2 separate regions of the Homo sapiens genome follow, and region 2 is linked to region 1. The links are chromatin contacts, found by Hi-C or POLR2A ChIA-PET in ENCODE. All regions are on one chromosome and are shown on one strand. Each heading gives the region's core, a stretch centred on a gene start or an enhancer-like site at or near the end of the contact. The rest is flanking DNA. Distances are from core to core; before and after follow the strand shown. Region 1 has its middle 33 kb from the start of GNAZ. Region 2 holds the start of GNAZ (G protein subunit alpha z).

What was found. A loop is a pair of places that touch in the nucleus more often than their neighbours do. ChIA-PET counts read pairs that join two places held with the same protein, here RNA polymerase II (POLR2A). Pooled maps may share reads with other maps.
Region 2: a loop to region 1 is called in a map of OCI-LY7, with 4 times the contacts of the local background. The contact joins the promoter of GNAZ here to the enhancer-like site in region 1. A Hi-C loop is called at or near these places in 5 of 168 maps with a recorded cell type or tissue (OCI-LY7, PC-3, breast epithelium and 2 more), 2 of 37 single-sample maps with no recorded cell type and 7 of 50 pooled maps. POLR2A ChIA-PET finds 5 or more read pairs at or near these places in 13 of 52 experiments (A673, B cell, GM12878 and 10 more).

The regions. Positions count from the first base shown.
Region 1 is chr22:23,035,276-23,039,037 of GRCh38, forward strand. No RefSeq gene overlaps it. Among named protein-coding and RNA genes, the nearest start is that of GNAZ, 33 kb to the right of the region's middle. Within about 2 kb of position 1,421, at least 3 of the 41 ENCODE cell types and tissues checked have a DNase peak (open chromatin) inside an H3K27ac peak, as active enhancers do; they include B cell and OCI-LY7, where a contact is called at or near this core.
Region 2 is chr22:23,068,908-23,072,659 of GRCh38, forward strand. It overlaps GNAZ (G protein subunit alpha z), which reads left to right and starts at 1,612. Exons shown (of 3, transcript NM_002073.4): 1 at 1,612-1,663. All of the region lies in intron 4 of RSPH14 (radial spoke head 14 homolog), which reads right to left. RefSeq lists silencers at 1,287-1,426, 1,567-1,706 and enhancers at 2,313-3,193, 3,194-3,752.

The DNA.
Region 1 (3,762 bases), core at 171-2,670:
ACGCCACTGGAAAAAGAAAGAAAGCCTCAGACGGGCGTGCATATAACTCCCTAAACACAGTGCGCATGCTCAATTCCAAAGGCTAAGGAAAGCACTGCGCATGCGGAAAGCCCGCCCGAAGGGCAGAATCATGGGAAAGAGGCAAGCTCATAAAAGTCCTAGGATCATGGTTAAATGGGGCACTTGACCTTCTCTCTTTAACCTTCACATGTCCTCCTGGGTCTCTTCCAAGCACCCCTTCCTTTCTTTCCTGTTCTAAGGCCTTTTAAAATAAACTTCCACTCCTGTTCTGGAACTTGCCTCAGTCTCTCTTTCTGCTTTATGTCTCTCAGTCAAATCCTTTCTTCTGAGAAGGCAAAGACTGAAGTTGCTACAGACCCATATGGATAGGCCACCAGTAACTTGGGGTAACTCGGATCCCTTCCATCGGTAACAAAGTCACCCACTTTGCCAACTTAGCAGGACAGGGACTTGGCCCCAACAGAAAGCAGCAGGAGAGAGGGTCCTGAGGGTTCAGCCAGCAAGCAACAGGGTCTGAGGTTCAGGGAGGACCGCAGAAGGGACTGGGGACAGAAGACCTGTACCTTTCTACCAGCTTCACCCAGGGTCTGGATAAAAACTGGCACTTGGAAGACTGCAAGCCCCAGGGTCCCCCAGCTCCATCGTGGGGATTTTCCCTCTGGCCACCCCATTTTTCTGCTCAGCATTTTCCATTTGGTTCATTCCTCTCTTGCACACATAGCCCTGCTGGAAGAGGGGCAAAGCACATGGGGAAAGGAGCTGGCTGCTCACACCCCACGTGATTGCCACCTGCATCAGTGACACACATGGGAGACTTCCCTGCTCCTGGCACTTTGAGAAGCTGGGGGTGGGTGACTTTCTATTTCCTGTTGCTCAGGGTCTCATCCGTTTTCTGTATTCTTTTCTGCTGTTCTCTTACTCTCAACTTCTTGATGTTGCTCACTTCTTGTTTAGTCAGCCACACATTTTTTTGAGTGTTTCCTACCTGCCTGGCTCTAGAGAACACAAAGAAAGTAGCTGCTGAAGCCAGGCACGGTGGCTCACGCCTGTAATCCCAGCACTTTGGGAGGCCAAGGTGGGCAGATCACGAGGTCAGGAGATCGAGACCATCCTAGCTAACATGGTGAAACCCTGTGTCTGCTAAAAATACAAAAAAAATTAGCTGTGCATGGTGGCACGTGCCTGTAGTCCCAGCTACTCAGGAGGCTGAGGCAGGAGAATCGCTTGAACCCGGGAGGCGGAGGTTGCAGTGAGCCGAGATTGTGCCACGGCACTCCAGACTGGGTGACAGACTGAGATTCTGTCTCAAAAAAAAAAAAAAGAAAAGAAAAGAAAAAAGAAAGTAGCTGCTGAAAGAGGAAGGGGAGAGGAAGATAAAAATGAGTGTTTATGGGTCAGTGACAACGTGCCAGGCCCTGGTCCACTGTGCATGGCACCTCTGCTCACCACTGTCAGGGAAGGATGACTCTGTCCCCGACTCAACGCAAGCTCAGAAGCCCACAGGCACTGTGCAACCCTTGGCCCTGGCTCTTCCAGTGACCTCATCCACAGGAAGCTGATTGTGTCCTTGAGAAGGCAAAATGTGCACATATGGCATCACCAGGAAGCAATTAAAGGCTAAGCTGAGTCTCTGTCATCAACACAGCAGAATCTGAGTCCCAGAATTCTAGTCTGAGAGGTGGGGCTCAGGCTGGGGAGGCAGCACAGCCCAGCAGGGCTCCTAAACATCCCTGCCATGGTTTAGCAGGAGAGAGTGTGGGCCAGAGCTTCAAATACCCTCCACTGAGGCTGGGGTAACAGGTTCCAATGTATCTACTCTCCTGATCCCAGCCCTTAAAACAAAACAAAACCACAACAATCAGCTGGGTTTTGTTACTTCCCCAAGTTCGCAGATATGTTTTTAGGAAGAGGAAAAAATGACAGACCAGAAGGGAAAGGGAGTGCCCCCCTTAGGGTCCGCAAAGGTGCAGCTGAACTAGGCCCTAGGCCCAGGTGCTGGCTCTTCTGGACTGAGCTAGCACCGTCTCTGATGCCCATAGAGGGCTCTGGAATGAAAGCAGCTCTGGGGCTGCCCTGTCCTGTGCATCCACATGACAGAGCTTCTCCCAGCACCACCATCAGAAGTAGACCCCAGCGTGATGGGCAGCTGCTCCCCATATGAAGAGGTTCACATTCCTGCACCCTCAGACGGGGAAAGAGCTCTGAGCTTATTGCCTCCAACTCCTGCCTCACAGCTGAGGGACACTGAGCCCCACAGCAGTGTGTCACCCTTTGCCAAGGTCACACACCACAGGGTGCCAGAGCCAGAACAAACTCCAGGGTCCTGATTCCTACACTTTCCCATCCACATTCCATCTTGTGTTGGAGTCTAACAACCAGATCTCTTTTCAGTCCTTTGAGATCCTGGTGTCCAGCTGTGGGCCAAGGTACTGTGTGGTCTTCATGGCAGGGTCCCAGGTGGTGACGCACCCCTCTCCTCCCTCCATGGCTCCACCAGCTCTGTTGGAGTTTATGCATCAGCCAAGAGGAAACGGTAGATCAGGATGCAGAGACACAGGGGAGCAGAATCCCCATCCCCGCAGCACAGCCAGATGAGAGGAGGTTCCAAAGTCCTGTGTGCAGTACTCAGCACCCCTTGGCCCCACACTCTGCACCCTCAGAAATGTCCCTCCAGGCAGGGGCCCAGGCATTCACTTGTCCTGAGACACCTCATGGGGGTGTTCAGGGCAAGTGGAGGCACCTATGAGACAGCCAGGTGGAACCATCTGGGCTGGTGGGACGGGCATGGGAGAGGACAGAAAATGCACTGGTAGGCTCCCAGAGGTGCATATAAGGGAAACACAAGGGGTACGAGGGCCACCCCATGGGAAGTGGAAGAGACAGTGCAGGGGCAGAAAAGCAGAAGTACTTTGTTTCCTGGAAATGTTTTAGGGAGGGGGAGGTGGTGAGGATCCATTGAGGGAAATGCTGATGGCTGAAGAAAGATGAGGCCTGATGACTGGTAGTTGGGTTCCTACACATGGAGACCACGTTGTGCCCCACAGGAGCAATCTGGTGGTGTGGTGTCGGGGAGGGTGGAGGAATTGGGTTACAGAGCCTGTGCAGGGATTTGGAACCAGAGGGCTCCTCAGAACGGGAGAAGGAGATGGTCTGTAAGGACCTGTTCGACTCCAGTGAGGGTATGAGGGACAGTGAGGGAGGAAAGCAGTCCCACATAGGAGGACGCCCAGAGTGGGGAAGCAGGTCTTGGGGAGAGCTAGGTTTCAGTCCGAGCGAGAAGGGAGAGGATGTTCCAGGAACAGGCTGAGACCCTGGGGCCTCCAGAAGGCTTGAAAGAAAGGTTTCAGCAGATGGGGTCAGAAAAGGAGTGTTCAGGGCCATAGGGGGAGGGTGACCTGAGCTTCTTGCAGTCCCTGACGCAAACAGGGATAAAGGACATAATGAGATTAGTCCTGAATCTGAGGCAGAGAGTGATGAGGAGACTGTGAGTTTGCGGGAGGGAGGGGAGGGCCTGGCTGGGAGAAGGCTGGGTTCTAGGTTCCCTATAGTCCTGCCAGAGAAAGTCAGAGCCCAGAGAGTCAATGGCTCCCTCCTGACACCTGCACAGGGAAGTGTACACCTGGCCAGGGTGGGTGCTCTGTAGACTGCTGTGGGGTGAGGGAGCAGCTTCTCCTGGGCATAGGACTCAAGGCACCTGCAGGATGCAGGGCTCCAGGCTCCCTCAGTGCCTGCTGATGGCTC
Region 2 (3,752 bases), core at 362-2,861, 34 kb after region 1:
TAGCTAGCCCCTCAGCCATTGGCTGAATTCCCTTGGTCCTCACTGGACACCTCCAGTGAGCACTAAGTTCGCCTCCATGATGCCCATAACAAATATACGTCCTGTTCCTGACAGTTGAGGCAGCACCCTCACAGGTGGCCCATGACCCTGCAGGTACGTAACGCAATGGTCTCCATCTCACAGAAGAGGAAACATTCCTAGGGAGGTTATGGGATGATGCTGAGATGCCACAGTGTCCAGCTGGCAAAGCCAGGCACATGCCCCTGCCCCTCCACCACAGAGCTATGATGGAGAGACCGCTCCATGGACCTCTGCCATGGTCAGGTCCAGGGCTGCTGCTCAAAGAATGGCATGATCCACACCTTACAAAGGTGTGAGGTGATAAGGAACGCGTTAGCTGGGAAGGCATTTGCACTTTGTCAGGGATGCTCTAGGATACACAAAGCTTCAGATTTACAAAGATGGAGAAGAGAGACAGGAGCATTCATGTCTTGGCCCTCTGGCTTGAGAGTCTTTTAAGCATGGAACTGAGGGACTCCTGGCCCTGAGGTCCACAGATAGGCTTTGAAATTGAAAACAGAATTTTGCAGCCTGGGTTCAGCTGCGTTTTGCTGAGGGTCTGATGCTTTCCACCAGCTTCCCAAAAGCGCCAATCAGTGGCCTTAACTGAACTGGCTCTCTCACGCTTGTCTGGGCTGGGGGCCAGCTCCTCGGTCCTTCTCCCTTCCTTCCCTCCCAAGGCCACCCTTCCGTGTGCCAGGATTGCCAGGGACGCCAAAGAGCCCCTAGACACTGGGCGGTGGCGGCGGGGGGCGGCGGCAGAGATGACTAATGCTCCCTCCCATCGCTGCACAAACCTCACCGGTGTAAATCGTTAGGGTTTGCATAGGCCTTTCACACGTTCTGAAGGATTGGTGAGACAATCCAGGAAAGCAGGTGCCACTAGCCCCACTTTGCAAACAGAAAGGCTGAGAGAGGTCAGTCGGTTGCCCAAGGACGTAGAGCTCACAAGAGGCCGAACTGGGTTTGAACCCGAGTGGAGAGAAGGCGAGCCGGGACTGGCTGCAGTAAAGAGGGCCAGGACCATGGCTGGGCTCAGGCTTGGTTTCCCGGGCTGCCAGAGGTGGCCCCTGGGGCTCGGCTACCAGGCCTCAGCGCAGCGGAGTCGGTGGAACGCCGGCGCGGGGAGCTCTTGCGGGACTGCGGCGCGCGCGGAGCTGCGACCCCGCCCCTGTCCGTCCCCATTGGGCTACTGGCCCGTCCGTCAGCTGCCTGTGCCCAATGGACAGAGGGCCGGCGCTCGTGGCGGGGCGGAGGTGCCCGGCGCGTGGTGCCCGGCGGGCGCGCGGCACCCCCCCGCCCGCGGTTGGCCTGGCAACGGGCTGCGCTCGCGGCTCCGCCCCCTGCCGGCGGCGGCGCGGCGCGGGGCGGGCGGACCCGCGGACTGGCGGCGGGCGGCGGGCGGCGGGCGGCGCGGGAGGGCGGGCGGAGGGAACCAGGCCGGCCGGAGCGTGTGCGCCGCCCGCGGTCCGGTCACGTCCCCGCGTGGGCGCCGCTGCCCGCGTCGTACGGAACGAGGGCGCCGCGGCCCCGTGCTCGCCGCCCCGCCCCGCCCCGCCCTGCCCGGAGCAGCTCGGCAGATGCTCTGTGCTGCGGCCCGGAGGTGAGTGAGCCGACCCGCGGCCGGCCGCGCGCCGCTGAGCCTCAGGGGTCGGGGGCACGGCCGGGGCATCCACCTTGCCCCCACTTGGGACTCTTCCCAGGCCTTTGTGCCCCGGATCCGCCAGGACGCAGCGTCAGGGATGCCCCTCAGGGGTGGGGGACACCAAGGGCGGGGACGCCTGCGAGGTGGGCAGGGGGCGGCCTCTGGTCGGGCAGGTGCTGGGGGAGGGATGCGCCGCCAAGCCGATGACCCCGCGGGAGGGGGCGGTTGAGGACCCGGGAGGGTGGACAGAGGGCGCCGGGGATGCCGCGCGGGGCCGCCGGGCGCCCCCAAGCAGCGGCTGATGCGGAGCCCGGGCGGGCCAGGCGAGCTGCGGGAGCGGCGCTGAGGCGGGTCTCCCTAGGGGGAGGATCAGGGAGGGGCGGCCGGAGCCGATGCAGGGCCTTGCCTGAAACCGAGGAGAGGGCCCCAGAGGCCTGGGCCCGAGGACCTGGGCCCGCAGACGGACAGCTAGCAGTTCTCGGTCACTGCTCTTGCAGCGAGCAGGTTCCTCACAGGCATTTAGAGGAAGAGATGAGTATCGACCTGCTGCGATTGTAATACGTTCCCGGCTCAATATTTTTTCCCTTAAAAGGCGGTGGGGGTGTTTGGGGGAGGGGAGTGAGGGCCTCAGGGCTGGCGCTCCGTATCCTGCGGGCGATCCGAGGGGGCTCTGCCTTTAGGGCGGTGCTGAGCCTTCCTGGGTGATGATGGCAGGATTCGGCCTAGGCCGAGAATGGGGGCTCCTGTTAACTGAGACAAGAGGATGATGCCAAGCGAGACCAGCGTTCCGCGTAGTCCGTGTTGGGGTGGAGGGACCCGCCTGGTAGAGAGGTCTGTCTTGCTTGGGGAGACAGCTGAGCCCCTGACCGGCTCCTTTCTGCCCAAGTGATTTCCCTGCCCTGGGGATTGAGCTCTCTGGAGAAGGCTCCTTGGCCAAATTCAATTAAGCAAATATTTATTGAGTGGTCACTCCCCCAGAGCTTGACGCTGGGGTGCACCGGGTGGGAGTGGACTGGGCCTGCCCTCCCAGGACTGATTGACCACCGCATAGGGGAAAACGTCTCTACTCGACCAACCCCGCTTGAGTGCAGGTGCAGGGGCCTCGGGAGGGACCTCAGAGTGGTGTCCTGGGCTGGGGGGTCAGGTGAGCTCGTGGGCAACATGACATTTGAACTGGAGCTTGAAGGACATGGGCACAGCTAAGCTGGGCATTGTGGGCAGAGAGGAGAGAATAGACCGAGGCACTTGGGCAGTTAGGTCTGATGGGAGCACTTAGCATGCCTGGGGAGTAGGAGGAGGTATGGCGGGAAAGGCCGGTGGGGGCTGCACGGGGCTGAGGGAGCTGGGAAGTGGAATGACCCCACTGCTGGTTAACTGTGGCTATGGTGGAGACCACGGCTTCCTCATCTGTAAAAGCGAAGCAGTTCCATGACCCCATGAGCTGGGGTGGGCCTGGAGAAGAGCTAGCTTTAAAGACTGGGGAAGGCTCCTTGCAGTCTGAGACTGTGCTTCCAGGCACTTCTCCCTCGGGCACAGCCAGGGCACTGGGTAACCACCCAGGCAACCCCCTTGTTAGGATTGAGTTGCCTGTTTCGGGGATGATGCTTAGCTAGTGACTCTGTGCCTCTGGGATGTGGATGTTTGAGAGCAGTAATCGTGGCAGCCTGGGAGCATCCATCTACGGGGTGCAGTGGGGGTGTGGATGGCCTGGCGGTGCTTGGATAAAATATGCGCCTTGAGCAAGCCTCATTCTCTAGGAATGAGGAGATGCTGGCATCTGGTTTAAAAGTCTTCCTGTGTGTTCCTCTAACTGACGTTGATTTTCTGAGACAGGAGGTGAATAAGACATAATTTCTCCCCCTCGGAAATTGGTGTCACTTTCCCCCCTAAGTCAGCTCCCTCATTTCTGGGGATGTTTTTGCTCTCCCTCTGAAGGGGCTGTTTGTTACTCATCTTTGTAGTGTGCCTACCCTCCCCACCCAACACACACTTGGCTTTGGCCAAGGCCCAGGTTGATGCAGCGAGAACAGGGCCTGCCCTCGTGGGG